Regions from separate parts of the Homo sapiens genome. Here all the other regions are linked to region 1. The links are chromatin loops, found by intact Hi-C in ENCODE. Cell type or tissue: heart right ventricle. All regions are shown on one strand. Each heading gives the region's core, and the rest is flanking DNA. Links, peaks and the distances in the headings are about the cores only. Region 1 overlaps CLPB (ClpB family mitochondrial disaggregase). Region 2 overlaps CLPB (ClpB family mitochondrial disaggregase). Region 3 holds the start of ANAPC15 (anaphase promoting complex subunit 15). Region 4 holds the start of INPPL1 (inositol polyphosphate phosphatase like 1). Region 5 overlaps INPPL1 (inositol polyphosphate phosphatase like 1).

Region 1 (6,284 bases), core at 1,294-5,293:
CTAGCCCAAGAGCTGAAGATTACCACAGAAGGACAAATCAGTCGGGAAAAACATATCCTGCTCCCATCCATCAGTGATCCTGGAGAGTCCAGCAGGCTAAAGACCAAAGAGGTAACAGCTATTACCACTGATTGGGGAAGGGGCAATGAAGCAGTCAAGCTTTCTCTTTCTGCTGTGAGTACCTCTGTATTGTTTGAAGTTGTGCTGTTTTTATAACAATGACCATACTATTACTCTTTTTTAAAATAAAACTTTCTTAGGAAAAAAAAAAGTCCTATACTTTAAGAAGCCTTCCCTAAGATGACCTTGTTGCCACCACAATCCCCTGTGCTAACCTGTATCAATGTAGTTATCATACAGTCCACAGGTCTAACTTCCCCAGTAGGCAAGCATGTCCTTCTAGAAACAAGGACTTGCCTTCATCTCTTTGCTCCAGGTGCCTGCCATGGCAGTTGGCACACCACAAAGCTCGGGGTCTGAATGAATGAATGTCTACAGCACTTACCTACATTAACTTCTCACCAATACTTCTGTCTGGTGCTGGAAGTTACCTGTTTTATAACTGTAAGCTTGTCTTTTTCGAAGAACTTAGGCTTCTATGTATATGTAGGAGGGTGTGAGTGCAGCTTCTCAGTCTCAGGGCTGAGGACATTTGTGGATACAGGCCTAGGGGCTACAGGTCACAAATTCCAGTCATGGCTCTATCACTTACTAGCTATGTGACCACAATAAATGTCTTTGTGGTCCTTACTTTTATCTGCAGTAAAAGAAGGAAATGAATGAAATTATTTCTGAAGTCCCTACCAGCTCTATAATGTTATAATTCTAAATATGTGTAGCATCAAAATGAAAATTGAGTAGATTCCTAGCAGACGCTGCACTCAGCAAGACTTCCAACGAAAAGACAACTCCCCAGGCTCTGTTTGTGGGAGGGAGGGAAAGAGTCCCAGAAAGGGACACAGGGGCAGCTTTGAGTTATTCTGGCTAACTAGCTCTTCCACTCAGGGGAGGGAGGTACCACTTGATTTTTCTTCCTCTTTCTTTAGGACCAATCAATACAAAGCGGCCACTGAACTTCAATGACGCATTGTTCCAACTGATTTCCGGATCCTTCACATGAACCAGCCCTCAGCTGCAGCTGGGGAGGGGCTGAAGGGTAGGGAGCCCTATCCCACCTGCATCAGAGGCCTGGAAGCACTGAGCCATGCAGACCCAATCATGATTGCTATCTGGGCAACAGGGCCCTGGCTGGAGCCTCACAGAAGGCCCTGTTTACAGTAATAACAGCACCAGGCCCTGCTGTCTGAGCAGAGGCAAGGTGCCTGGGGCCAGAATCCCCAGGCAGCCTCCATCTGTGCCTTATCTAGCCTGCCAGCCAGGGCTGGGAGGGGCAGGGCAAGGGAGCAAAGGCTGCTCATAGACCCCCCAGCCTGGGACAGCAGACTTCAGGCAGGGTCTTGGTGCTTCAACTCCATAGACAAGGCCTCTCCAGCAACTTCTGCATTTGCTACTTGAACTGAGCACCCTTCTCCAAGGCCTAGCTGGGGACCCTTCCGTGAGGAAGCTCTCCAGATGCTCTCACTCCCAGTGAGATGGCCCACTGAGCATTCTGTCATGCCTGGAGAACTCCAAGGGAGTGAGAGCAGTGAGGGAGGGGAGAGGCTGGCAGGTATGCAGTACCTACCACAAATGCCAAGTGTACTGTGGAATGTGTCTGCATGTTTCATAGCTGGCTATTTCCTATCACAGAAAACTTTAAAATTTCTGAACTTAAAGAATGATCTGCAGAGATTAATCAGTCCAAATCTTCCTTTTACACACACAGATAGGGAGGCTCAGAAAGCGTCCCCTTTGGAAAAGACTGATCTATATATGAGCCTGCCTCTGTCTGTCTCTTCCAGGCTGTGTGACTGTGGGCAGATCACACTACCCTCTCTGAACCTCAGTCATCTTACCCTATCAGCCTGTCAGCCCTACCTAACATGGGTGCTGAGATGACCAAAGGAAATAATGTTTGTGAGGGCACTTACATTTTCCAAATCTTAGTTGCTATTATTACACTTGTTCTGTTTGTTGAGGCACACAGTGGAGGAGCTGAATCACAACCTCAGTGAATACTTGCTGGATCAACTGAATAAAGTGCAACACTGGGTGATCATTCTTTGTCCCATCTCTCTTACAGAAACTTGGCCCACATTAAAGTGCTCAGATTATTTTTTAACTTTTTATTTTGAAATAATTTCAAACTTATAGAACAGTTACAAAAATCACACACACACACACACACCCCTTCAAACAGCCTTCATGCCAGGTGCGGTGGCTCAGGCCTGTAATCCCAGCACTTTGGGAGGCCAAGGCAGGCGAGTCACCTGAGGTCGGGAGTTCGAGACCAGCCTGACCAACATGGAGAAACCCCGTCTCTACTAAAAAATACAAAATTAGCCGGGCATGGTGGCACATGCCTGTAATCCCAGCTACTCGGGAGGCTGAGGCAGGAGAATCGCTTGAACCCTGGAGGCGGAGGCTGCAGTGAGCCGAGATCGTGCTATTGCACTCCAGCCTGGGCAACCAAAGCGAAAATCCGTCTCGAAAAAAAAAAACAAAGACAAAAAAACAAATAAATAAATAGCCTTCACTCATATCCTGTTTACATTTTGTTTCATTTGCTTTTCTATTCCTTTTCTATTTTTTTTTGCTGGACCATGTGAGAACTAATTTCAGATACTATGCCCCTTTACCTCCAAATACTTCATCGAGCATATACCAGATACATTGGTACATGCATCTCGTACCTAGTACCAGAGCATTCTCTTACAGAACCACTAACTAATGATGATAAAATTCAGAACATTTAACATTGATATACTATTTTTATCTGATATACAGCCCACATTCAAATTTCTTCAATTATCCCAATATTCATTATAGCAATCTCCCCCTGTGATCCAGATGAAAGCCAGGATCAATATCAGGACCAAACACTGCATATGTTTCAATTTCATCTAGGATAGTTCTTCAACCTTTCTTTGATTTTCATGATATTGACATTTTTTGCAGAGTAAGGCTAGTTTGTTTGTAGAATACCCTTCAATGTGGATAACAATTTTTGAGGTACTACTTATTATGCATCCATTCGTTCCATAAACTCTTCCTGAGGACTGGTTATTACAGGACTCTGAGCAGGGCACTCAGGGTACTGTGATGAATTCTGTGGTATCCTTGCCTTCAAAGCATTCACTGGACAGCTACACACTGGGCAAACAGCTAAAATACAAGCAAGGACCCTAGAGGAAGGTGCCATGAGAGTACAGGTCAGAGCAAGAGAGCCACAGGGATGACTTCCTAGAGGCAGAGTGTGCCAGAAAGGATGGGCCAGAAGCACAGATTCCCAGAGTGACCTTCTGGGATCCTCTATAGCAAACATCTTTGCTTCCCCAGGCAGTGTGTGCCAAGGCTGAGACTGAATAAAACACGGAAGTCCAACAATACAAGGCCATAAACAGGAGGGAGTGGCCCAAAGCACCTTCATCTGGGTACCCCTGCCCAGAGCTATTAATATATGCATTTCCCAGAGAGTCAGCAGCTGTGGTGGTGAGAAGGAAAGGCCTGTGCAGGACCTGAGGTGTGGGAAAGGGTCATAGGCGCCACCTACTGGCCCCACAGCAGGCCTCCTGGCTGGCTGCCAGGAAACCTGTCACACTACAGCAGTGAGACACAAAAGTGGTTCAAATTTCTCAAACAGTGAAACAGTGTTGGTACTTGAGCCACCTTCTGTGAAGTTCAGGAATCTCACAAAATTTCCAGTAAAGAAGAGACAATGAAAAGCCAACCATAAAACCTGGCCTCCTCGGGCAAAGGTGTGGCCTTCACTCACTCAACAAAACTGAAGTAACATCTCCAAGCTAGCCTCTGTGTTGGGCATTGACAGACACCGAAGTCAATCAGACATGAATCTTGCCTACAAGGAGCTCTTATTCTGAGCTGGAGGAGGGAAAATGAAACAAGCGCACAAATAAGTGCACTAAGTATCACAGGTGCTCAGAGATGTTTACACAGGCTCAGGGAGCACAACTCACCGCCTTGCAAAGCTCTTGAATGATGGAGTTCAAAAGAGCTCACATTTCTTGAGCTGCCTACTACGCAACAGATACTTGACATTTATGATCTCATTTGATCCTCTGAAAGAAGCCCAAGTCTTACAGAGGGTAAATGACTGATTAAGATTACAAGGCCAGGCTGGGAACGGTGGTTCACGCCTGTAATCCCAGTACTTTGAGAGGCCGAGGTGGGTGGATCACAAGGTCAGAGGTTGAAGACCAGCCTGACCAACATGGTGAAACCCTATCTCTACTAAAAATACAAAAATTAGCCAGGCATGGTGGCAGGCACCTGTAATCCCAGCTACTCAGGAGGCTGAGGCAGGAGAATCACTTGAACCCGGGAGGCGTGGGTTGCAGTAAGCCAAGATCGCACCACTGCACTCCAGCCTGGCGACAGAGTGAGACTCCGTCTCAAAAAAAAAGAAAAAGAAAGATTACAAGGCCAATAAGTAGCAGCCGGGGATGAAGCCCAAGCTCTATGGAGCCACACTGCCTTCCAGGGCTCATATGCCCAATTCTTCCCTTCTTTCCCAGATTTAGCATGCGTCAGCACACCATAGTTGTCTGATGGGACCAATCAGCTGACAGAAAATAAGGAAAAGCCTCAAGTGGAAAGGAGTTTACTTGAGGGGTGAAGATACTTTCTGTTTAGTCCTGAAGCTTCCTAGAACCTTCTCTCTTGGAAGTTCTAGTTCCTTCTAGTCGCATGCTGAGAACATTCCAAGCCTATCCTTTCTTCTTTCTGGTAGTCTCCATACCACCACCACTACTTTCACATAGTACATATTCACATTTCAAATATTACAAATTCACAAGCAAATACAAAGCCTTAAAGTGTCCTTACCTTTAGGTTAAAACAAGCTCTGCAAACAAATCCAATCAAAGGGTTACAGGACAGAAGAAGTCATGGATCTCAGAAGGCTGGGCCGATTACAAGCTTAACAGAACCTAGGAGTGTAACGCAGCTGCCAAGAAAGCCAATGCAAGGTCGGGCCATATTAATAGAAGTATAAAATCTTTAACAAAGGGGATGGTTGCCCTGCTCCTCACAATAATGGTCATGCCACACTGGAATTCAGAGAGGGCACCAAAACTTTCTAGCTGTTTCATTTTAAAATGACTAGGATGAGGAGGAGACTTGAAACCACAGTTTAGGGAACCAAGGCTCATATAGCTTGGAGCTCTGTCTCCTAAGAGTTAAAAATCTGGAACAGGAAAAGGAAGCCATGTAGTCCTAGAAGACAGAGCTGGGACCAAGTGAGGGGAGTTGCAAAGGGAGCTAACACATAATGACAGCCCATCATGTGCCAAGTGCTATGCCAGGTGCTTTCACACTATTGCTTCAGAGCTCATCAGAAGATAAAACTGTTTTCTACTACTAATTACAAATTGTCTTTACTTACATTACTCCAACTGCCCAGAAAGTCTTTCTGCAAAGCTCCTTGTATACAAATACGACCTATCTCCAGACCCAAACTAAAGGCCACCTTGCCTGTGAAGCCCTAACTTTTCACCTGTACTAACTACAATTCTCTTACCAGACCGCAAGTTCCTTGAAAGACAAAGGTCATCATGATACATTTTTCTCCCCCTCAATGCCTAATAAGAAATTGCTCATAACAGGCCTTAAGAATGAATAAATGCCAAAGAATGGCTGGGTGCGGTGGCTCACACCTGTAATCTCAGCACTTTGGGAGGCTGAGGCAGGCAGATCACCTGAGGTCAGGAGTTCGAGACAAGCCTGGCCAACATAGTGAAACCCCGTCTCTACCAAAAATACAAAAATTAGCCAGGCATGGTGGCACGTGCCTGTAATCCCAGCTACTTGGGAGGCTGAGGCAGAAGAATCGCTTGAACCCGGGAGGCAGAGGTTGGATTGAGCCAAGATCGCGCCACTGCATTCCAGCCTGGATGACAGAGCAAGACTCCGTCTCAAAAAAAAAAAAAAAAAAAAGAAAAAAGAATGAATAAATGCCAAAGAAGATACAGAAATGGCCAATAAGCACATAAAAAGATGCTCACATCATTAGCCATTAGGGAAATGCAAATCAAAACCACAATGAGATACCACTCCACACACACTAGGTTTGCTGTAAGTGATGACAACACTGATGACAACAATTGTTGGTGAGGATGTGGAAAAGGTAGAACCCTCACACGTTGCTTTTGGGAATGTAAAATGGT
Region 2 (6,284 bases), core at 1,090-5,089, 130 kb before region 1:
TGAGTCCTTATTACTCCTAGTATCTAATATCTAAGTCAATTAGGACCACAACACTAGAAAAAATTGTAGAAATGCATAAAAGACGAAAATTAATCTGAGAAAATCACTCAGAATGAAGCCTCTTTTTCAAATATACCTACTATTTTTTCTTACTGCCCTTTCTTGCTTTATGTTTTTTAGTCTTCTCTCCATGTCTGAACATTTTAAGATTTTTTTTTTTTTTTTTGAGGCGGAGTCTCGTTCTGTCACCCAGGCTGGAGTGCAGTGGTGTGATCTCAGCTCACTGCAACCTCTGCCTCCTGGTTCAAGCAATTCTCCTGCCTCAGTCTCCCCAGTAGGTGGGATTATAGGCACATGCCACCACACCCAGCTAATTTTTGTATTTTTAGTAGAGATAAGGTTTCACCATGTTGGCCAGGCTGACTTGAACTCCTGACCTCAGGTGATCTGCCTGCCTTGGCCTCCCAAAGTGCTGGGATTACAGGCATGAGCCACTGTACATGGCTGGGATTTCCCATTCTTGGTTTCAAGTCTAGTTGTGTATTAAACTTTCTTGTCTTATTACATATATTAAATATTTCTGTTTGAGGTGGAAGAGAGTTTGCCTGAAATTACTCTCTGTTGTATATTGGTCAGAAGTCATCCCAAATCATTCTACACAATGCAAACAAAGGGTCTTTTAAAACACAAATCTGGTCATTTCATTCCCTTAGCATGGCATTCAGGGCACTTTGAAATCAGGAAACTTGCCTCTCTAGCTTCATTTTCCACCAATTTCCTCTCTTCTCCACACTCATACACAGCTACTATACTCCAGCCACAGACAGTAACCCTTCTCTTTCCTTTCTCTCATAATTGTATTTAGGGTGTGTGTTAATAATAAATTTACATTTTCCCTAATTTTTGCATACTGTCAAGATGGGATTGCAAAAGTAGTAATGACTATTTCCTGAGAGGCTAGACCCAGAAAACAGTAGCTCCATGTAGCATCGCCTCTGGACATAGTAGTGCAGTATGACCTTAACATTATTTAATTAAAAGTGCTGTCAATTAGATTTGTATTAAATTATTTATTAGGTTTACATTAAGTTATATATTAAGAAATGTATATTTTAGTATTAAATCATCCTTTCTAAAACTTGATGTTTTTTCACTTGTCAGGTCTTATTTTTATGCCCTTCAATATGGTTTTCTTGTTAAATTTATTAAGTATAATTTTGAACAGGTAATACATTAATATGGTTCAAAGCTTACTAAAAAGTATTTAAAATAACATAGCAGTGTTCCCCTTCCATTGCTGTCCCTGAATTGCCCAGTTCTGCTCCCTTCCAGAAATAGGTTATGTGTAGAAGAGCAAATATATATATACCTATTTGTTGCAATTGTAAATGGAATGTTTTTCTTTTGATACTGTTTCTAGTTGATTATTGCTAGAATACAGAAAAAACAATTGATTTTTGTACAGTTATCTTTTATTCAGACACTTATCCATGCTAATAGGCTTCTACTATAGCCTTTTTTTTTTTTTTGGAGATAGGCTGGAGTGCAGTGGCACGATCTCATCTCACAGCAACCTCCACCTCCTGAGCTCCAGTTATATTCCCACCTCAGCCTCCCAAGTAGCTGAGACCACAGGTGGATGCCACCACAACCAGCTAATTTTTTGCAGAGATGGGGTTTCACCATGTTGCTCAGGCTGGTCTTGAACTCCTGGGCTCAAGCAGTCCACCTGCCTTGACCCCTCAGTGTTCTGTTGAGATTACAGGTGTGAGATACTGCACCTGTTTTTTTTTTTTTTTTTTTTTTTAAGAGATAGGGTGTCACTCTGCCACCCAGCCTGGAGTGCAGTGGCATGATCATAGCTCACTGTAACCTCATACTCCTAGACTCAAGGAATCTTCCACCTCAGCCTCGAGTAGCTGGGTATACAGGCATGCACTACCATGCCTGGCCTGAAATAACTTTATACTTAAAAGTTGCAAAAACAATACAAAGAATTCATGTACATCATTCCCTCAGATTTCCCAAATGTTAACATCTTTTTTTTGTTTGTTTTTGAGACAGTCTCACTCTGTCATCCAGGCTGGAGTGCAGTGGTGTGATGTAGGCTCACTACAACCTCTGCCTCCAGGTTCAAGGGATTCCTGTGCCTCAGCCTCCCAAATAGCTGGAATTACCGGCATGTGCCACTATGTCCGGCTAATTTTTGTACTTTAATAAAGAGGGGTTTCACCATGTTGTCCAGGCTGGTCTCGAACTCCAGACCTAGGTGATCCACCTGCCTGGGCCTCCCAAAGTGTTGGAATTACAGGTGTGAGCCACCATGCCTTGCCAACACCTTACTTTTTGCTTTATCATTCCGTGTGTGTGTGTGTGTGTGTGTGTGTGTGTGTAGTTATCTGAAATACTGGCAAACCAAATTAGAGGTTTACCTTTAACCTCTAAATACTTACATTTTCTGAAAACAAGGACGTTCTCTTCTGTAATCATAGTATAATTATCAAAATGAGAAAATTTAACAACACTAGCACTCTCTAGACATTTAAATAACATTTAAGTTCTTGATGTAATAAATTAATAAATTTCCTGACACTGAGCCTTGCATTGCTAAAATAAACCTTATGTAATCAGAGTGTGCAATTCAACTTGATTTTATTTGGGATTTTTGCATCTATGGCCATAGGTGAGATTAGGCTATAGCATTCTTTCTGGCACTTTATCAGGTTTGAGTACAATAATAGTTAAAACTCATCTATTTTGGGGGTTGAGTGATGGCTATAGGAGTGTGTTTACTTTGTAATCATTCACTGAGCTGCATACTTGTGATTTGTACAATTTCCCATATATTTTTCAATTAAAAAGTTTAATTAAAAACAATTTTTTATTTTTGGGACATGGTCTCGCTCTGTCACCCAGGCTGGAGTGCAGCAGCACAGTCTTGGCTCACTGCAACCTCTGCCTCCTGGGCTTAAACCATCTTCCCCACCTCAGCCTCCCAAGTAGCTGTTGACTACAGGCAAGCACCATCATGCCTGGCTAATTTTGGTATTTTTAGTAGAGGTGGGGTCTTGCCATGTTGCCCAGGCTGGTCTCAGACTCCGGGGCTCAAGTGATCTGCCTGCCTTGGCCTTCCAAAGTGCTAGGATTACAGGTGTGGGCCACCACCATGCCTGGCCATCAATCTTTTACAAGGATAAAATTTTATTTATTTTTCACCATCTTATGGTGCTCAAAAAGGATAAAATTTTAACCACCTTTCCAGTTTCTTCTTGGGTAACCAACTGGCCTATTCAAACTATTTCTAGGATCAGTGTTTGCTGGGAAATTATCCATTTCCTCTGATTTCAAATTTGTTGCCATAGAGTTCTATTCTTCTTCTCAATTCCTCAATATATATGGTTATGTCTAATTTCTCATGCCTAATTTTGTTAATTTTTTTGGCTCCTTTCCCCTTTTATCAGGCTCAGGAGGTTTTATCTATTTTATTGGTGCTTTCAAAGAATTTTTTAATTTATTCTTTTTCTTTTTCCTACCTTGTTAAGTTTAGCTTTTATCTTTATTGGTCCATTTTCTATTTTTTATGGTTTAAGTGTGTTTCTTTCCTAAATTTCTTTCTTGTTTTTCTTCTTTCACTATATTGAGGAATTTCCCTAAATTTTAAAATCACTACACACCTTTGAGTTTTTCTTTTTGAACAATAAACATGTTACACTTTCATTTCCAAGTCTGGTCTCATGTATTCTAGGATCCTCAATAAGGAATTTGGGGCCGGGTACAGTCGTTGACGCTTGTAATCTCAGCACTCTGGGAGGCCAAGGTGGGTGGATCACTTGAGACCAGGAGTTTGAGACTAGCCTGGCAAACATGGTGAAACCCCGTCTTTACTAAAAATACAAAAAAAATTAGCTGGGTATGGTGGCATATGCCTGTAGTCCCAGCTACTGAGGAGGCTGAGGCATGAGACCTGCTTGAACTGGAGGTGGAGGTTGCAGTGAGCCAAGATTGCACCACCGCACTCCAGCCTGGGCGACAGAGCAAGACTCTGTCTCAAAAAACAAAACAAAACAAAAGAAATCTGGGTCTCACCTTGCTGCATTGTCTCAGAGCTCAAATCCTGGCCACAGCAACATGGGACAAATAAAAATATGCTGAGCAAACAAACAATACTTTTCTGTTCCAGAGCCCACTGAGAAGATCTGCACTTGCTGCAGGTCCCATCCACTCACCCAAGTATAATAATAAAGGAACATCTGTCATATGCCTGCACTGTGCCAGGTTCTGTGAATGGCTGAACAGCTTGGCATCTGCCCTCTTAGAACTTACATTCTAGTGATGAAGACACAGAACAAGTAGGACAAGTGAGCTGAGCCTGGGATGCTATGGAAGTAAAAGATATGGGTCCAACACCACCTAGGAGTTCTGGCAGAGAATCTCTGGAAGAAGTAATTCTTTTTTTGTTTGTTTTTGTTGGAGACGGAGGCTGGCTCTGTCACCAGGCTGGAGTGCAGTGGCACAATTTCGGCTCACTGCAACCTCCACCTCCCGGGTTCAAGCGATTCTCCTGCCTCAGCCTCCCGAGTAGCTGAGACTACAGGCGCCCGCCACCACGCCTGGCTAATTTTTGTATTTTTAGTAGAGATGGGGTTTCACCATGTTGGTCAGGATGGTCTCAATCTCTTGATCTCGTGATCTGCCCCTACATGGCCTCCAGAGTGTTGGGATTACAGGCATGAGCCACCACGCCCGGCCAGAAGTGATTCTTAATTAGGTTCCTTAGAATCTAAGGTTCTACCCCTGTCTCCTTATCCTATTCTCAGGAAGGTGGCCATTGGCTTTTCTTGTATAAAAGTTATCTGATTTTAAGTTATATGCCTAGTATTCCTGGCCACAGTTAACTGAACCAACGGACTGACAGCCGGGCATAAGACCTCTATCTAGTAGGAATACTGCACACAGGCTGGTTACTAGCTGACTTAACTAGAGCCTCTATGGGAAGTCTAAACATCAAATAGAAAGGAGCAGAAACAGAGATAGCAGGAGAAAAAGCAGAAAAAGAATAGTAAGGTTATAAAAATGGCAGTCGCAAACCCTATGGTATTGAATTAAAACCGTATCTAAACTCATGATTTTTATTTATTTTTAAAAATATGAAACGGAGTCTTGCTCTGTCACTCAGGCTGCAGTGCAGTGGTACAATCACAGTTCACTACAGCCTCAACCTTCTGAACTCAAGCGATCCTCCTGCCTCAGCCTCCTACGTAGCTAGGATTACAGGAATGCACCACCATGCCTGGCTAATTTTTTATTTTTTAAACGTTTGGAGGATGAGGTCTTGCTATGATGCGCAGGCTGGTCTTGAACTCCTGGGCTCAAGTGATCCTCCCACTTTGGCCTCCCAAAGTCCTGGGATACAGGCACGAGCCACCATACCTGGCTCACGGTTTTTAATAACATACAGATGGATAGAATAATAAATTCAGGTGCTTGTATTTGCATGTTTTAACATATATACATATATGTTTTCTAGCTCTGTCTGCTGAGCAGGCCTACAAGCAATGACACTCCGCCAATGATACTCTAGCCAGGAGTATATATTCTGTCCAGATCTTGGTTTCCAGTGGCATCAAGAAACAACTTGGTTTCTAAGTTCCTTTTTTCTGGAATAAAAGGAACTGGGAGCTTCTTAGAGAATGACTGATGCCAGGGCTGAGATAGGGAAAATGTGAGGAAGCCTGAAACATCTTGTGGTGCCAGAAAATGCTTAAAAAGTGACAGGGGCAATGTCGAAACAACACAGTGCCAACTTCAATGAGTTCTCACTGGCCAAATCTGAGCCAATTTGAGCAACCAAATAAACTGTTAGCATTAGATTGTAGCCTGTAGAATAAAACAGATATCCACTCATTCATACTGATATAAATTATCAAATAAATAAATGGGGAAAAGGGACAGCTCTTCCTTATAGTAGAATACCAATTAATAAATACAGGTAAAATAATGAAACAAAGTCACCATTAGGCAAGCATAACATTAATACCTGTTATAAGCAAGAATCATTGATGATGGAAATGAAAATCAGTAGGCAAAATTTTAAGAATAAGACATTCACATAGCTTCAAAGTGGAAGATTCTTGTTAATTTCAAAGGGAAAATTCCTAATTTTACAGTGGAGAAACCTGGCACACACCACCTTAGCCATGTGATCAAAGTTACCACCACCTAGTCTAGGTGTGGTGGCTCATGCCTGTAATCTCAGCACTTTGGGAGGCCGAGGTGGGTGGATC
Region 3 (4,000 bases), core at 1-4,000, 300 kb before region 1:
GGAAAGCAGCCCCTCCCCCTAGGAATCAGACAGACCTGGCTTTGAGTCCTGGCTCCACCACTTACTAGCTGTTTGACCTTGGCTGAGTCACTTAACCTCTCTGAGCCTCAGTGTCTTCATCTGTAAAATGGGGATAATAACAATTATACCACTGTCAAAGTTATTCTGATAATTAAGTAAATAATGGATCAACAAAGCTGTTTGCAGGCTGTTCAAGGAGGGATGAGAATGGGAGTCAAGTGTAGGGATAGGAATCCAGAATGCAGACTGGCATTATGAAATTATACAAAATTAGAGGTAGCAGGGTTCTACTGAAACTATCCCTACCTCCTCCACACACTAAAACCTGCTTTTTGACCCTTTATGATGGCCCATACCACACCCACCCAGTGTCAGAAATTTAGGACACTAACGACCTCTCATGAATCACAGCCAAATGTCGGGGTGGAGGGATTGTAGCATATGCAAGCAGGGTTCAGTAAGACATTCTAGGAGGCATGAATAAGTGGATAAATAAGTAGATGGAAGATTGAATGGATGAACTAACATTATAAGGGTACAATCAGCTTTGAGCGGCTGAGGGAGCCGACCAGGAGTGCCAGATAATCTGAATTAAACTTAGGACAGGCGAACTGAGGCCCAGCGACAGGCAGAGACTGGCTTTAGGTCATACAGTGTGTCGGGGCTTAGAATTCCTCCGTGAAAGGGATGAGCAGGAGAAAATAATCGATGCCTGGTCCTGCTTTTGTCTTAATTTATCTGACCGACCCAGGGCCAGCCGCTGCCCTTCCCTGTATCTCAGATTCCCAACCCGCGTAATTAGGCACGACGGTAAACACCCTCATGTCCAAGAAGTACTGACAGACCAGCGATCTCGGCTCCGAAAGCCCAACCCACCGTCGCAAAGCCACCGCCCTTTCTTTGCTCATTACGATAATGACCATGCAGTTGACCAACAGAAAGAAAGCAGGGCGGGTCTCAGACAGAAATTTGGCCTTATAGGGTTGCTAAACGCGAAAAAAGCGGGGCCTGGGTAGGACCAATTAACTGAAAGAAATGCTGGGTGACAGGAAGTGACACCAATGAATGACGGACCTTGTGTGACGGGGTGGGGCTTAGTCTCGAGGAAGCGGCCAATGAGCTGGAGCTCTTTAAGGGTTAAGGACTCTCAATATGGAGCTCCTGGGGAGTCGGGTCAAAGGAAATGGGTTTCTCTGGGGGAAAAAGGAATGAAGGGGCAAGGAGACGGTTGCAGCCTTGCGTCTGTACTTACCGCGCCGGGAGGCTGCTGCCGGCGGCGACCCGGAAGCGCTTCACCCAGCCTGAGCGGAAGAACCCACCAGAATCCGGGACTCACCAAACGCATGCGTCCTTCGTCTCCTTTTGTTTTCCCCGCTCCCGCCCACTAAACCGGATGTGACGTTGACCTACCTTAGTCACATTGTTAGGGAAGGAAGTGTGCCGCGCCTACCTATCTGCCCCGCCTTGAGTCTCAGCCAGTCGGCGTCTCCATCCTGGCGCCAGCACTACGGTCTCGTTTAACCACTGCCCCGTTTAACCCCTGCCCTTTTGTTGCCAGTCACCATTTGCTTGTTAACCCCTTCTGAAGAAGAGCTGACAGCAACCTTTTAGTGCGAGGGCCATTCGTCCTGCTGCATCCCAGAAAACTAATCTGTTACTACTTCAGAATTGCTGGTTGATGTTAGGCCCCTCCTATCTGTGCTCTCTCAGCTACAGTTTCCCGTTTGAGCATATTCATTCTTTTTTATTTTTGCTCTGAACAAAAATATTAGAGTTACAATATTACTATATTCCAGGCCTTGCTAGAAACTGGGGATAAATCTAGGAATATGGTCGCTTCCCTGGAAGACCTCACAGTCCAGGGAAGCCAAACCCTGCAGACATGCAGTAGACTTAGTGGTCTCTCTTAAGGTTGCTTGTTGAGTTTTGACATTGGAGATTATGTACAGACTTGAATGACTAGTTAGCCTCAGGCACAGCATTCTGTTGCTGGGGGAATCAGCTGCCCTCCTCAGGCCTGGGCCAAGTACACTTAGAGATCGCCCTCGTCACCTCTCCCATCCTTTGCTGATGCCTCTGTTCTAGTAACCTCTGACTCAGCTTCGCCTTTAGAGATACTCATGCTTTCTGGCAACAGAGGTCCTTCAAACCCAATTCCTATTAAACTCCATCACTTACCAGCCTCTTTCAGGGACAGCAGTTATCCGCATTTCCAGTACTGTCCTGGCCAGATGTGTGAGTTTTGGCAATTCCTTTTCCTCTCTCTGGACTCAGCTTCTTTGTCAACCAGCATCATAATCTCTGCCCAGCCTTCCTTCTATCCTGGGCTGATGTGAAGATTGGATAAGAATTGTTCAAGAGGTCGTGTACTGTGCATATTGAATGTGATTATATTGCCAAATAGCACTGTTTGTTATAGTTTTTCATTAAAGAGTAAACTTTGCCTCTTGGAAATGACTACCTTTTTCATTCATTCAACAAATACCTACTGAGTGCCTTAGTATATGTCCATCACTATTCTTAGTAGTGGGTATACAATAGTAAACAAAACAGACCAAAAAAGTCCCTCTTTTCATGCAGCCTTCATTCTGAGAGAGGTAAACAATAAAGAAGATAGATAAATAAAATATGTAGTTGTAAGATTGCAGTAAATAAGAGAAAAAATAAATCTGAGAAGTGGGAATAAAATATTTGCAGGGGAGGTGTTTTATTTCAGACTGGGGGGCCAAAGTCACTGGGAAGGTGACTTTTGAGTAAAGGTCTGAAGGAGCAGAGAGCCTTCTGATATTTGTGGAAGAGCATTTCAGAGAGAGAGAATACAAGTGCAGAGGGCCTAGAATGGCTTGGGCATAGTGTCCTCTAGGGAGAGTAATAGGTAGGAGATGAGGAGTTGGGGAGCCAGTGGAGGGTTGTGAGCACAGGGTCCACACAATCTGATTTACAGTTTAACTGAGTTACTCTGGCTGTTCTCCAAATAGACTGGGGTAGGGGAGACAATGGCAGAAGCAGGGAGACCATTTGGGAGCCTATTATGATAATCTAGAGGTAGTGGATGAGAAGTGGTTGAATTCTGAATTTATTTAGATGGTAGAGACTACAAGGTTTGCTAACAGATGGACAATGCCAGAATAAGAAAGGAGCCACGATTTTTGGGCTGAACGACTAGAAGATTGGTGTTGCCACTTTTTTGAGTTGGGAAGGAATGGGGAGGTGATGAGGGGTTTGGTTTTTTTTTGACAGGGAGCTTAGGTTTGAGTGTGTTGAGTCTGAGATGCCCATTAGAGTAGAGATGTTGGGGCGGCAGGAAGGCATATGAGTCTGCAGGTCAGGGCAGAGATCTGGGCTGGATAGATCATTTGGGAGTCATTGGCATGTAGATGGTGTTTAAAGTCATGAGACTGGATGAGATCACCAAGGGAGTGAATGTAGTTGGAAAATAGTTTCCTCCAATATTCAGAATTTGAGGAAACTAGGAAAAGCAGCAAACCAGATGGAGAAGGAAGGCCAAAAAGATAAGTAGAAAGCTGGGTGAGTTGATGGTATCTTGGAAGCCATGTAAAGAAAGGGTGGTAGGAGAAAATGGTTTACTGCAGCCTCATTCTGTACAAAATTGTGCTTTTGTTTATTTCCCCAACAGACCATGAGCTCCTTGAGGGCAGGGACTGAATGGTTACTATGTCCCCAGGGCCCAGCATGACCTTCTCCTGGATTCCTCATCTTCCTTCTGTGACCTGTGTCTCCATCAGTTTCTCCTCCGGCATCTTTTTCTTACAGGATTCTTACCTCAGGTACCATTTGCCCCGTCCTTCCTGATAATTCCGCCTGCTGGAAATTCCCTAGTAACAGAGTTTCTTTTCAGGGTCATCAGCCAGGCTCAGTAAGTAATGATGACTGGTTAGCTGGTGACATTTATTGAGTACCAACTGAGTGCCAGACACCTTTCTAGGCCCTGGGGACAGAGGGGAAGCAGAAATAATTC
Region 4 (6,284 bases), core at 1,411-5,410, 190 kb before region 1:
CTCTGTAATATAAAGGAGAAACACACAGAAAGTAACTTGTAATAAAATAATATATATTTCAATATGTCAGTTCTCTGGTATGACTACATTAGAAGGCATTAGGAAATAGCACATGCTTGCTTTTGTCATAAAATCATTATAAGTGGGGAGCTACAAATGAAGATTGATACAGGTATATTCTATTGGTGACTTAAACACTATAAGATACTATAATATAAGCAATGTTGCTGTTGATGTCATACTTTTCTAAAATAGTGAATAATTCTAGTAGAATAAACCACATAGTACAGCCTTCTATTTCATGGTATTTGCAGTCCTGGAAAACCCAGTCTAGATTAAAATCTTGTGAAAACATGATGTGCCTATATGTAAGATAGAGATACATTTAAAAAGTAGGGCTTTTGCTTACTTTTTTTTTTTTTTTTGAGAAGGAGTCTCACTCTGTTGCCCAGGCTGGAGTGCAATGGTGTGATCTCAGCTCACGGCAACCTCCGCCTCCGGGGTTCTGGTGATTCTCCTGCCTCAGCCTCCCAAGTAGCTGGGGCACCCGCCACCATGCCTGGCTAATTTTTTTGTATTTTTACCAGAGACGAGGTTTCACCATGTTGGCCAGGGTGGTCTCAAACTCCTGACCTCAGGTGGTAGACCTGCCTCGGCCTCCCAAAGTGCTGGGGTTACAGCTACGAGCCACCACGCCCAGCCTGGCTTTTGCTTACTTTTTCCAGCAAATATTTTCATGGGCCTACTATGTGTCTGGCACTGGCCTAGCCACTGGGGACACAGATCTTACTACATGCCAAGAAGAATAAATATATTCAAACTCCATTACTCCATGGCTCGCTCCCTCTCTTCCTTTGCTCAAAATGTCACCAATGTGGCATTTCCTAACCTATTTAAAATTTCAGCAATTCCACATTACCATTTCCTGCTCATATCATTTAACTTTTCCCATATCATTTATCATATCCTGACATACCATATATATATATTTTTTAAGTTTCTTACTGTCTGTCTCCTCTGACCAGAATGAAAATTCCATGAATACATATTTCTGTCTGTTTTGTTCTCTTCTGTATTCCCAGCATCTATAACCGTGACTGGCATAAAGTAGGTGCTCAATAATTTTTAAATGAGTAAGTGAAAGGACTTTTTATGAAGTGTTACATACCTCATAAATGATAACTATTATTCCCAAGACAGGGTTTCCCCTGGGCTCCCACAGTCCCCTGATCACACGGTTGTAATTGTGTTTCCTCCAAGAAAGGGGTTCCTGGAGGCCTAGGAGAGAGGGACCATCATCTGGGAACCTGAGTGTTCTCAGGACAACCTGCCTAGGGCAGAGGAGTAAGAACCAAATGGGGGAGAGACACGAGGTGGCAGGAGGAGGAGGGTATGGGGAGGCACTTAGTCCTGTGTCTTCCCCACCCAGTGCAGTCCCTGGAAGAAGAATGCCTGCTGCACAGCCAGCACCAGCCAGGAGCTGCACAAGGACACCTCCCGCCTGTACAACTTTAACTGGGACCACTGCGGCAAGATGGAGCCCGCCTGCAAGCGCCACTTCATCCAGGACACCTGTCTCTATGAGTGCTCACCCAACCTGGGGCCCTGGATCCAGCAGGTAGGGTGTCTCCCCCCCACCCACCCCAGCAGACTGCCATCCCCCTCAGTCACTTCAAGGCGATGGCTGCCAGCATCCCTGGCTGAGAGGAGCCCTGCCTCCCCACCTCCCACCCAGGTGAATCAGAGCTGGCGCAAAGAACGCTTCCTGGATGTGCCCTTATGCAAAGAGGACTGTCAGCGCTGGTGGGAGGATTGTCACACCTCCCACACGTGCAAGAGCAACTGGCACAGAGGATGGGACTGGACCTCAGGTGAGGGTGATTGAGTTGGGGTTAGGAAAAAGGAGATTGAGGTAGGGTTTGGAAAATCTTCAAGGATTTGGGGTGGGGTGAAGATTTCTGGGGGTGGCCAGAAATGAGCTTTGGGCCCAGGGGCTGAAAGTCTGTGTCCACCATGCCTCTCCCTGCAGGAGTTAACAAGTGCCCAGCTGGGGCTCTCTGCCGCACCTTTGAGTCCTACTTCCCCACTCCAGCTGCCCTTTGTGAAGGCCTCTGGAGTCACTCATACAAGGTCAGCAACTACAGCCGAGGGAGCGGCCGCTGCATCCAGATGTGGTTTGATTCAGCCCAGGGCAACCCCAACGAGGAAGTGGCGAGGTTCTATGCTGCAGCCATGCATGTGAATGCTGGTGAGATGCTTCATGGGACTGGGGGTCTCCTGCTCAGTCTGGCCCTGATGCTGCAACTCTGGCTCCTTGGCTGAGTTCAGTCCTCCCAGACTACCTGCCCTCAGCTTGGATAACCAGGCTGGGCTCAGCTCAGCTCCCACAAATGACAGCCCCTTAAGCATGCTTCTATTAGTCACCTAACCCTCTGTCACCCAGTCTGTTGCTGCTCCATGGTGGGGCCAAGAGTCACTTCTAATAAACAGACTGTTTTCTAATAATTCCATGTCTGTGGAATTGTTTTGGTTGTGAGTTTGTGGGTGGGTGGGAGACAGATTCTACGGCTTCTGGATTCCTTCAAATTAGAGCAACTAGACCTGTGTTTGAATCCCAGCTCTGCTACTTTGTGAAAATGAAACAGTTGCTTCACTGCTCTAAACCTTTGTTTCCTTCTGGATAAAAAGAGGATAATAGTCCTGCCCTCAGGCTTGTGAAATATACAGGAGCTGTTGCCTAGAAAGCCCGTGAGCCCAGTGTCTGCACATTAATAGTCTTCAGGGATCCTGTTGTTCCTGTTGCCCCAAGTGGGAGCCAGGTCCTGAGCTTATTTGTCTTGGTCTCCAAACAGCCTCCTGGTCCTCCAGCCCTTGTGCCTGGCTCTGTGCTCGGCTCTGTAACAGGAAAGCTGGGAATGGGAGTCCAGGAAAGGATTCAGATTGCCAGTGGGATGAAAAAAATTCACAGTGGGATGAAAAAAACGTGATGCACATTGAAGGAGCAGAGTTGGGGCCTGGGACTCTCAGAGGAAAAACAGAGCCAATTGGAGAGGGCAGTGTAGGGGGTTTCTGGAGTGGAATACTCAAGAGCCTGGAACTGGTTCAGCGCTTTGGTGTCCTGGAGGTGTGGCTGGAAGAGTTAGAAACCCTTAAGGGCTTCCCGGGGTCAGGAGCCTCTGGCACCTTTGTCTCCTCCTGGGATTGGCAGATATGCCTATCTTGAGGGGGTTGCTCTGTCTTTGCAAAGCCCTCGGGAGCTGGGCCTAAGTTATCTCTGGGTCTCCCAACACCCCTTTCCCTTTGGATAAGTCTTTGTTTGCACACTCCTACTACAACTGTCCCCAGAGAGGCCCAGGTAAGTCTCTGAGAACACCCTGCAGGTAGGTGGCCCAGCTAGGACTAGAACCCAGGTGTGCAGACTCCCAGTCCAGGTCTCTCCCCCACTACCAAGGATTCCCCTCACATCAGGCTCATCTTTTCTTATACTAAAAGGTGGCTGATGAGAACGGTGGCACAGATTGTAGGATGAGTTATTGGGTTCTGGAGGCACTGTTGGGTGGGTGGGTGGATCTCTTAGTTATTATATTTATCTAGTGTGGAAGGCCCCACAGAGCCCCTTCCACGTCCCAGGCTCTGCTCCAGCTGGGTTAAGTCAATGCATATTTGAAATAGAGGAAGGAGCTCGAGGGACTGACCCGGGCTCCGTCAACAGGTTCAACGTAGCAAAGTGAAAGTTCTCTCCCAGGTTAAAGGGATTCTCCCACGGCGGCCCAGGAGATGGTGGCGGCGGGCGCCCGGCTGGAGGCCTGCGCCTTTAAGGAGCCAGGGGGCGGAGGGGCGGGGCAGGAAGACGACTCCCCGGAGACGCCGCCACCGGCTAGGTCTTTTTTTGGGAGGGGGCGGGCCAGACCCTTTTATGGGCTCCGCCCCCTTTGCGGCTGCCGCGTCCCCCTTCCGCCCTCGGCTGGAGGGGAGGAAGCTAGGGGGGCGTTGCAGCGGACCCCGTCTGGGAGCTCCCCGCTGGGCGTCCGGCCCGCGGAGGCGCGAGTTTGCTGACTCGGAGGGAGCCGCTGGGGCGGGGGCGAGTGCTAATAATACCCGTTCGTTCCGCAGCCGCGCTTTACAGTTTACACAGCTGTCACCTTCGTTTCTCCTTAATTAATAATAAAAATAGCCGCCGTTCGGGAGCGCGGGCTGGGCGCCAGGCCCGGTGCCGAGCGCGGTACGAGCTCGGCCCCCAGAGCCGGCCCTCGCCACAGGATCCCCATTTTCCAGAGCGGGAAGCCGACGCTCAACCCCGCGCCGCGACTTGCCCGAGGTCACCCAGTGGGCCAGCGGCTCCGGGACCGAGGCGCGGGGCGGGGTGAGGCGAGGCGCGGTGCTGCCCCCGGCTCCCCGGGGCGGCGCGGGGCGGGGCGGGCGGCGCGGAGGGCGGGGGCGCGCGCGGATGGCCATCTTAAGTGGCCGCCTGGAGCCCAGGGCCGCTGTCCGGGGAAGGGGGCGCCGGAGCAGCCCGGGAGGTGGGGGTCTGCGTGCGGCGGCCGGGATCCCGGGAGGGAACTTTCTACTAGACGGGCCAGGGATCCTCCTGGCTTCGGACTGCTGAACCCCCTCAAGGCCCGGCCTGCGGGTGTGGGGGGTGGTGCTGGGGAACTTGGCCGAGAGGGGGAAGGGCTCTGCGGGGCTGGGAGGGGCTGCGTGAGAGGCTCGAGAACGTCGCACCTCGTCTGGGCCCCCCGCCAGAGTAAGAATCTTCAGAAGCCTGGTTAGCCAGGGAATCTCCCCGCAGGCTTTGCCGGGGGACGGTTCCCGTGGAGTTGGGGGTTCAGATCTAAGAGGGGGCTGCATTTCGCAGGAGTTGGGGGCCCCGCCCGCTTGGGTGGAGGGAAGAGGATGGGTAGGGGGTGGTCCTGGATCCTTCGCAGGTTTGGGGAACTCGATGCAGCCAAGCTGTAAGGGGGACGAGAGGAAGAGCCATGGAGTGGAATCAGACCTTTATGGGGCTTAGGGGTCATATCATTGGGAGAACTGAGAAGCGCTGAATTCTCCAGGGGGTGCCTGGATCCCGAAGTGTCGGGGCCAGGATGGGGGGACTCGGATTTCGATGGGGATTTGGGGACTGGATCTCCTCGGGTGAATGATGGGGGCAGGATCATTGTGGGGTCTGGGAGGTCCCGGGCCCTTCGGGAAGGTGGGGGCACCGTCCCCGCAGGAGGAGCTGGGGGCAGGGGCGGCCCGGGCTGCGGGCCGAGCGGAGGGGGAGGGGGCGGCAGCCGGCCCTGCGCTCCGCTCCTGCCCCTCCCCCGCCGCCTCTGAACAAACTTTTCTTTCTCTTCAAGTTGAGGCCGGCGCTGCAGGCAGCGGCGGCTGCGCGGTGAACGAGGCGGCCTGCGCGGCGGAGTGCTGAGTCCCGATCCCCGGCTCTGTCCGGCCCACGGATCCTCAAGCCCGGGCCCCGGGCCCGGCCCCAGCCTCAGCCCTGAGCGTCTCGGGGCGGATGGCGCGGGGCGGCGGGGGCGGGCGGTGCTGAGCCCTGCGCGGGCCATGGCCTCGGCCTGCGGGGCGCCGGGCCCGGGGGGCGCCCTGGGCAGCCAGGCCCCCTCCTGGTACCACCGCGACCTGAGCCGGGCGGCCGCGGAGGAGCTGCTGGCCCGGGCGGGCCGCGATGGCAGCTTCCTGGTCCGAGACAGCGAGAGCGTGGCGGGGGCCTTCGCGCTCTGCGTCCTGTGAGTGGGGCGGGGGCTCCTTGCGGGCTGGCGTGGACCGGGAGCGCGGGCACGGCCGGGTGTGGAAAGGGCCCGGGTGAGGGTTTCTGGGGCGGTGGGACGCCAGACCCGCCTCCACCCCCCAGAGTGGGAGCCTTGGCTTTCTCCTGGGTCTGAGGAGGGACGCAGGGGCACTTCCTGCTGTGTGTCTGGGGGCACTTTCAGGAGCCTTGAGGGTAGAGAATATGGGGTTCTGTGGCCCAGTGTGACTGTGATGACGAAAAATTCGGGCATTCCCCGGCAGACCCCTTCAGGCATCCTCCAGGTAGAAGGGAGCAGGGGAGAGGATGTGCATTCCACGTTGTGTGCAGTCCCGTTTGGATAGGGACTGAGTGGTGAGCAGGAGAGGGAGTCGGGGCAGAGGGACTGACGGGGTGTGTGGGGATGCCTGGCAGCTTCCTTAGGGCCCCTTTCGGTGCTTTGGGGTTCTGCCTGGCCGTGTATGGGTGGTGGGGGCGGTGATGGGTGGTGTAGAGAGGAAGGCTTGGGGAAGCAGAGGCTGAGGCTGTATGGGACCTT
Region 5 (6,284 bases), core at 1,395-5,394, 170 kb before region 1:
TTCTTGCCCTGTCTTCTGGCACCTCTATTCTGACCCATTTAGCTTGGGTTTCACAGCTACAGATAAAGTCATGAAAGATCTAAGTATCTTAGCAAGTGAGGCAAGGGATTGTAGGGTTATCCATTCAAAGGGTTATCCTCCCTCTGACCTTTAGAGATGAAGAAACTAAGGGCAGGTGATGTGCTCAAGGTCATGAGAAAGTCTAGGACCAGGGGACTTTCTGACTCCCGTCTAGTTCTCCTTCCACTGCTTCCACTGCCTTAGACCTGGGTTCCTGGATCCTGGCTTAGTCGTTCTGCTTCCACACCCAGGTTGAAGCCAGAGGGAGCTCCTGAACCAGAAGGGGTGGCGGCCCCCCCACCCAAGAACAGCTTCAATAACCCTGCCTACTACGTCCTTGAAGGGGTCCCGCACCAGCTGCTGCCCCCGGAGCCACCCTCGCCTGCCAGGGCCCCTGTCCCATCTGCCACCAAGAACAAAGTGGCCATTACAGTGCCTGCTCCACAGCTTGGGCACCACCGGCACCCTCGTGTGGGAGAGGGGAGTTCTTCAGATGAGGAGTCTGGAGGCACACTGCCCCCTCCAGACTTTCCACCTCCACCACTGCCGGACTCAGCCATCTTCCTGCCCCCCAGCCTGGATCCTTTACCAGGGCCAGTGGTCCGGGGCCGTGGTGGGGCTGAGGCCCGTGGCCCACCACCTCCCAAGGCCCATCCAAGGCCTCCACTGCCCCCAGGCCCCTCACCAGCCAGCACTTTCCTGGGGGAAGTGGCCAGTGGGGATGACCGGTCCTGCTCGGTGCTGCAGATGGCCAAGACGCTGAGCGAGGTGGACTATGCCCCTGCTGGGCCTGCACGCTCAGCGCTCCTCCCAGGCCCCCTGGAGCTGCAGCCCCCCCGGGGACTGCCCTCGGACTATGGCCGGCCCCTCAGCTTCCCTCCACCCCGCATCCGGGAGAGCATCCAGGAAGACCTGGCAGAGGAGGTGTGTGGAGCAGGGTGGCTGTCTGTGTGTGCCTGAGTGTGCTTGCCCACAGACTGGTACCCTTTCACTCCACCATTCAGCACTCATGGTGTCCCTGCTACCCTGAACTGATCACTGGGAAGTTGGGAGACACATGTATCAGCCCAGCCCTTCCCTTCCTTTTCCCCAGAGCATGCAGCAGAATGTGACTGCAGGTGTTTCTATGGGGGGCACTCAGCTCCCCCTGACATGCCCTGTTTCCTTAGGCTCCGTGCCTGCAGGGCGGGCGGGCCAGCGGGCTGGGCGAGGCAGGCATGAGTGCCTGGCTGCGGGCCATCGGCTTGGAGCGCTATGAGGAGGGCCTGGTGCATAATGGCTGGGACGACCTGGAGTTTCTCAGGTGGGGGAGGGGCTGGCCCCGGGGGCGGAGCTGGGGCCCTCAGGATCCCCTTGCCCATCTCACTTCCCAGCCTGTTTTACTCCACAGTGACATCACCGAGGAGGACTTGGAGGAGGCTGGGGTGCAGGACCCGGCTCACAAGCGCCTCCTTCTGGACACCCTGCAGCTCAGCAAGTGATAGCGGAGGCACCACGAAGCTGTGAACTCAGAGCCCCTCCCTGCTACCAAGGCCCAGCTATGGCCCCAGGGTTGAAAAGTTATGAGGGTCAGGGCAGTATCTCTCTGCCTATTTATTGGGGTGCCTATTTATTGGGGATCTGCATTCCCCGCTGCCCAATCATTTGCAATGCCCTAATTAGGGCATCCTGCCCCTCGCCTTTTAGGCTCAGGACGGAAGGTCAGTTGCCATGGTTACCGAGGACCCTGGTTACTCTGGTGCTGTCCTGTTTTACTGGACCCCGCCTCCCAGCCCCAGGGGTGCCTGTGGGGGTCCATTTGGGTACGTCTGGGCCCCCACTTTCACCAGTTTCTGCGGCCTTCCACCGGGCCTGAACCACAGCGGAGGAGCTCCGCTAAGACCTCCCCACCCCCGCTGGGGGTGGGGGCGGGTGTCCGTCCGGAAATGAAGGAATAGCCCGAGGACCGGGCTGGGGTTTATTTAAACTGTTCTGTGTGGGTCTGGGGAGGGAGAGCACCTTAATATTATTGGGGTTGGTTGGGGTGGGGCAGGATCTCAGCCATAAAGTGCCAGTTTGCTTAGTTCTCACTGTCTCCTGGTCTGTGCTGCCCTGCTCTGGGGATGCACGGCGGCAGGGTGGGGGAGGGAGGTTCCTCGCAGGTCTCAGCCCGGGACAGGGTCTTGCAAGCAGCCTCCTGGGCAGTCGTAAGGGTTGCGGCGTGATGTCTTCAATAAATTAAGTTTTATTTGGATTGAGTAAAACTTCAATAAATTACAAGTTTTTCAAAGAAAAAGGACAACCAAAAAAATTAGGGAAAGAGAATCCCTCTGTCCCATTCCCCAGGCAGCCCCTCCACTCCTCTAACAGGTCCACCCTCTGTGCCAGACGGGCTAGGGAAGAGAGGAGACACGTGAGGGATGAATTGGCGGTGGTCATTAATTATCCCGGCGACCACCAGCCTCTGTACGGGTGGGCCCGAGGGGTGGGGCAGCGGGCTTTCCTGATCACCAGCGTAAGGGGTGACCCAGCCGCTGCAGAGCCAGGGAAGGGGGCTGTGCCGATCCTCCTTGAGGACCTTCACTTTGAGGGCACTGTTAGGGACAGGCCTCATGTGATACCGCATCCAAAGAAGGCCAAGCTAGAAGGAGCTCCGGGGTTCTCCTGGAGGAGGTCCCGGTATAAAGAACTCCGCTCTGCTGGTAGAGGGTGGGTGAGGACGAGAGTGGCCCTGACTTGGTCTCCAAAGTTGGGGAGGACACACCGAGGGGTGAGACAGTAGGGAGTGGAGACGGATGGGGACTTCCAGGCGGGTGGCCAGGATGGGAGGGGCTGTCAGGTCCTGGAGGGGCAGGGACGTCTCTGGGGGCAGGCTCGGAGCCTCCAGAGGCCGGCAGCTAGAAGAGATTGGTCTTCAGGGCGGGGCCGGGCTTCCGGTGAAAGGAGGACAGAACCCCGGAGAAGGGCCCGGGGCCGGACTCCGCCGGCTGCCAAGCCTTAAGTAGTTCGGCCGCTCCCGCGCCAGGCCCGCCGCCCCCACCGCCCGCCACACCGGCCCACAGTGCGCCCTTGAGCGGCTGTGGCCCCGGCCCAGGTCCCGGCCCGGAGCCCAGTGCGACGGGCAGCGGGCTGGGGCTCAGGCGCGGGCTGGCCAGGCCGGGCGCAGGCGGCGGCGGCAGCGAGGCGGTGCTATCGGGCGTGGGGCTGCACGTGGACTCCTTGGAATCGTCGTCCTCGGAGGAGCAGCGCGCCTCGCCCTTTTTGGCGCCCGCCGCGCCCGCCGCGCCCTTGGCGCTGGCCGCGCGCTCCTGTTTGCGGAACTTGGCCCGGCGGTTCTGGAACCAGACCTGCGGGCACAGGGGCCAGTCAGCCTGGACGAGGGTCGGAGAACGCACGGGGTCAGCCCGCGGCCGCAAGGCTCGAGTGAGATCCTGGTTCGGAAAGAACCGGGCCCGGGTTCTTACTAGTTGGAGGGGCCTTCGGCCCTCCGCACGCAGCCCGCTGCACTCCGCGCTCCACTGGCCCCTGCCTCCAGATCCCTGGGTTCTTGCCCTTGGGATCCACTCACCCGCTGACTCTGCTGCCTCCCAGCACTCTTGGTCTCCCGGAGGGGACCCTGCCTTCGTTCTCCTCACTCTAAGTTCTTCCCCCAATTCCTTCTTTTAGGAAGCTCTGGGACTTCCCTCCTGGAGTGTTCCAGGGCCGTGGAGAGCAGTTTAGGGCGCCAGTAAACCTTTTGTCTAGGGCATCCAGTCAAGGCGGGCCAACTGAACATCTGTACACGGAGTTGTACAAATAGACAACAGTCTGCTCTAGCCCGGCTCTCTTCGGCCCTGTGCCTGCCACAAACTCAGCCTCCCGGGCTCCGGGTTTTCAAAGCTGCAGCGCCGGGGTAGGGAACCCCAGGGGTGCTGACTGGCCTGCCCCCTCTCCTCCTCAGCTCGGCCCTGAGGTCCCCTGGGTCTCCCCCTCTAGCCCCTCGGCCTCCCTCCTGGCTTCTCAAGCATCACTCGGAACTTTCTGCCCTAAGAGGGAGACAGAGCGGAGGTAGCCTGGAGCTAAACAGATCGGGTCTCCCAAGGGCCTCCAAGTCCGGGCCCTGCTGCCTCCCGTAGCTGCCCAAGCACCCTGGGACCGCGCCCTGCCTTCGGGCTGCATCTGCCTGTATTCCCCTACCCCCAGGTGTTAGACATTAAGCTCCCACACCTCCTTCCATGCGCACTCTCGTACACACACGTGCATACACGCACCTGCACGCGAGCCTCAGTGAGGTCGATCTTGAGCGCCAGCTCCTCACGCGTGTAAATGTCGGGGTAGTGGGTCTCAGCGAAAACGCGCTCCAGCTCCTTGAGCTGCGCGCTGGTGAACGTGGTGCGGATGCGCCGCTGCTTGCGCTTCTCGTGCAGGCCGGATGGCTCTGGGAAGAACTTGTAGGGCACTGCGGGTGTGTGCAGGGGGGCCGGGGGGGGGGCAAAAAGGATGGGGGAGTGAGAAGCAGAGTTCAACCCGTTGTGTCCAGCTCCGGGGGAATCACACGCCTCCCCCGTCCCTGGCCTGATCCCTCGTCTTGGTCCCGGCAGCCTGGGGCCGAGCGTCCTCCCTATTACTCAATGGAGCCGGCGGGATAAAGGCGGAGGGAGATCAGGGAGACCTGAGCCCCAAGAGCGGCCAAGGGGAAAGCATAATCCAATACTCCAGCCAAGACACTCCCTCCCCCACCCCACCCCCGTCGTCGCCCTCCTCCCAAGCCCTGTTCCCTCCATCTCCCCCTGCACCCCCATTCAACCGTGCCTCCGACCCTTCCCTCCTGTCTGTCTCTCAGCCCGTCTGTCCCCTCTGTCTACCCTGGCCCTGGATGTCTGTCAGGTCTCATCAGCATTGCCAGTCTTCCCACTAACCAGTTCTGGGCCAAGGCTCTGCAACAGAGACCCTCCCACCGGCCCTCCTTTCAGCCCTACCACCAGCCTTCCCACCGGCTCTCAGCTGTATACAGATTTGGCTCCCTCCACCCATCCACCTCTCCCCTTCCCAAGCCTCATTTCTTCAATTCTGCCCCACTCCCCTGACCCCCATTCTCCCCTAGATGTCCCCCTCTCCTCTTCCTAATCTTCCTCCATTTGAATCTCTCTTCAACTTTCCATTTCTCAGCCACTCTTCTCTTTGTGCCCATTGAGAAGACTTCCTCCATCTTCTCTTTGCGCCCATTGAGAAGACTTCCTCCATCTTCTCTTTGCCCTCCTTCTTCCTCCCCAGGCACCTTCTCCATGTCCCATCTCCTCCAAAGCCAACACTGCCCCCCAACTCTCTTCCTATACCCATCCCAGTCTCCACTGCCCCATAGGTAGTGTTTCTGACAGTACTTCCCTTCCCTGTCTGTAACCCTGGTTTAAGTCTTCATATTCACCAGGGGTCTCCAATCTCATCTTTGTCCCATCCAGGCCTCCATCTCCCCTGATTCTTGTCTCCAGCACCCCATTTGTATTCTTATCTTCGTCATCTCTATTTCTAATCTTCTTTGGTCCCCATCGCCTGATACTTATCTCTATCTCCCCAACCCTGAGTCCCCATTTCTCCTAGGATTTCCAGTGCTTCCATCTCTGCTCCCATCTCTCTGTACCTTATCCCCATCTCTCTGGTCTCAAAACCCTGTATCTCTGGAGGCTGTCTCCCCTCTTCCCAATCCCTACCCTCATCTGGCTCAGGGTACCCAATCTCCCCACCCTGGGCCTCATTTCTCCAAATCCAGGTTCTCATTTCTCGTATCTCTTCCCCAAACCCCAGCCTAGGGCCCAGTCTTCTTCTTCTTCTTCTTCTTTTTTTTTTGAGACCGAGTCTCATTCTGTCACCCAGGCTGGAATGCAATGGCACAGTCTCAGCTCACTGCAACCTCTGCCTCCCAGGTTCAAGCGATTCTCCTGCCTCAGACTCCCAAGTAGCTGGGATTACAGGCGTGGGCCACCATGCCCAGCTAATTTTTTTTTTTTTTTGTATTTTTAATGGAGATGGGGTTTCACCATGTTGGTTAGGCTGGTCTTGAACTCTTGACCTCAAGTGATCCACCCGCCTTGGCCTCCCAAAGTGCTGGGATTACAGGCATGAGCCACCGCGCCTGGCCCTTAGGCCCCAGTCTTCTACTTGGGTCCCCGGCAGTCTTCCCAGGAGGGAAGGCGATAAGATTACATAGGGCAGGCTGGGACTCTAATCAGAGGGCTGAGATGACTGAGAAGCTCAGTGAGGTTGAGGGT

Evidence for each region. Hi-C counts contacts between places; a loop is a spot of excess contacts. Peaks named below come from ENCODE experiments on the same cell type or tissue, not always from the same donor. Only the 100,000 strongest peaks of a DNase experiment are listed, where the experiment ranks them.
Region 2: it touches region 1 in a loop (4-fold over the local background); 29 of 110 quality-filtered maps call a loop at or near these places.
Region 3: it touches region 1 in a loop (2.5-fold over the local background); 6 of 110 quality-filtered maps call a loop at or near these places.
Region 4: a loop joins it to region 1, with 4 times the contacts of the local background. A loop is called at or near these places in 25 of 110 quality-filtered maps.
Region 5: a loop joins it to region 1, with 4 times the contacts of the local background. A loop is called at or near these places in 16 of 110 quality-filtered maps.

Annotation. Positions count from the first base shown.
Region 1 is chr11:72,410,702-72,416,985 of GRCh38, forward strand. The region is part of intron 2 of CLPB (ClpB family mitochondrial disaggregase); the gene reads right to left. Among named protein-coding and RNA genes, the nearest start is that of CLPB, 21 kb to the right of the region's middle. RefSeq lists enhancers at 1,064-1,143, 1,214-1,273, 1,324-1,413, 3,365-3,414, 3,465-3,574. In heart right ventricle, for the core only: a CTCF peak has its summit at 3,653 (motif pointing left); a DNase peak (open chromatin) is centred at 3,640; H3K27ac peaks cover 1,347 bases.
Region 2 is chr11:72,284,440-72,290,723 of GRCh38, forward strand. It overlaps CLPB (ClpB family mitochondrial disaggregase), which reads right to left. Exons shown (of 16, transcript NM_001258392.3): 16 at 1,056-6,284. Among named protein-coding and RNA genes, the nearest start is that of PHOX2A, 43 kb to the left of the region's middle. In heart right ventricle, for the core only: no CTCF peak of the experiment used is centred there; no DNase peak of the experiment used is centred there.
Region 3 is chr11:72,111,377-72,115,376 of GRCh38, forward strand. It overlaps ANAPC15 (anaphase promoting complex subunit 15), which reads right to left and starts at 1,319. Exons shown (of 6, transcript NM_014042.3): 1 at 1,274-1,319; 2 at 36-120. RefSeq lists enhancers at 589-1,126, 798-967, 1,127-1,664, 1,138-1,197, 1,298-1,357 and 1 more and a silencer at 1,328-1,545. In heart right ventricle, for the core only: a CTCF peak has its summit at 1,541; DNase peaks (open chromatin) are centred at 995 and 1,415; H3K4me3 peaks cover 2,043 bases; H3K27ac peaks cover 2,466 bases.
Region 4 is chr11:72,219,441-72,225,724 of GRCh38, forward strand. It overlaps FOLR2 (folate receptor beta), which reads left to right. Exons shown (of 5, transcript NM_000803.5): 3 at 1,430-1,618; 4 at 1,736-1,871; 5 at 2,030-2,510. The coding sequence ends at 2,322. INPPL1 (inositol polyphosphate phosphatase like 1) reads left to right here and starts at 5,327. Exons shown (of 28, transcript NM_001567.4): 1 at 5,327-5,726. The coding sequence starts at 5,545. RefSeq lists silencers at 3,813-4,042, 4,283-4,682, 5,233-5,592, 5,603-5,812. In heart right ventricle, for the core only: a CTCF peak has its summit at 3,856; DNase peaks (open chromatin) are centred at 3,871, 4,511, 4,671, 5,311 and 1 weaker place; H3K4me3 peaks cover 2,374 bases; H3K27ac peaks cover 2,880 bases.
Region 5 is chr11:72,236,813-72,243,096 of GRCh38, forward strand. INPPL1 (inositol polyphosphate phosphatase like 1) reads left to right here. Exons shown (of 28, transcript NM_001567.4): 26 at 312-984; 27 at 1,230-1,363; 28 at 1,451-2,335. The coding sequence ends at 1,541. It overlaps PHOX2A (paired like homeobox 2A), which reads right to left. Exons shown (of 3, transcript NM_005169.4): 2 at 4,290-4,477; 3 at 2,265-3,386. The coding sequence ends at 2,937. Among named protein-coding and RNA genes, the nearest start is that of PHOX2A, 4.2 kb to the right of the region's middle. RefSeq lists a silencer at 3,067-3,236. In heart right ventricle, for the core only: CTCF peaks have their summits at 1,521 (motif pointing left), 1,735 and 3,232; DNase peaks (open chromatin) are centred at 2,925 and 3,258; H3K4me3 peaks cover 1,929 bases; H3K27ac peaks cover 1,332 bases; H3K27me3 peaks cover 1,771 bases.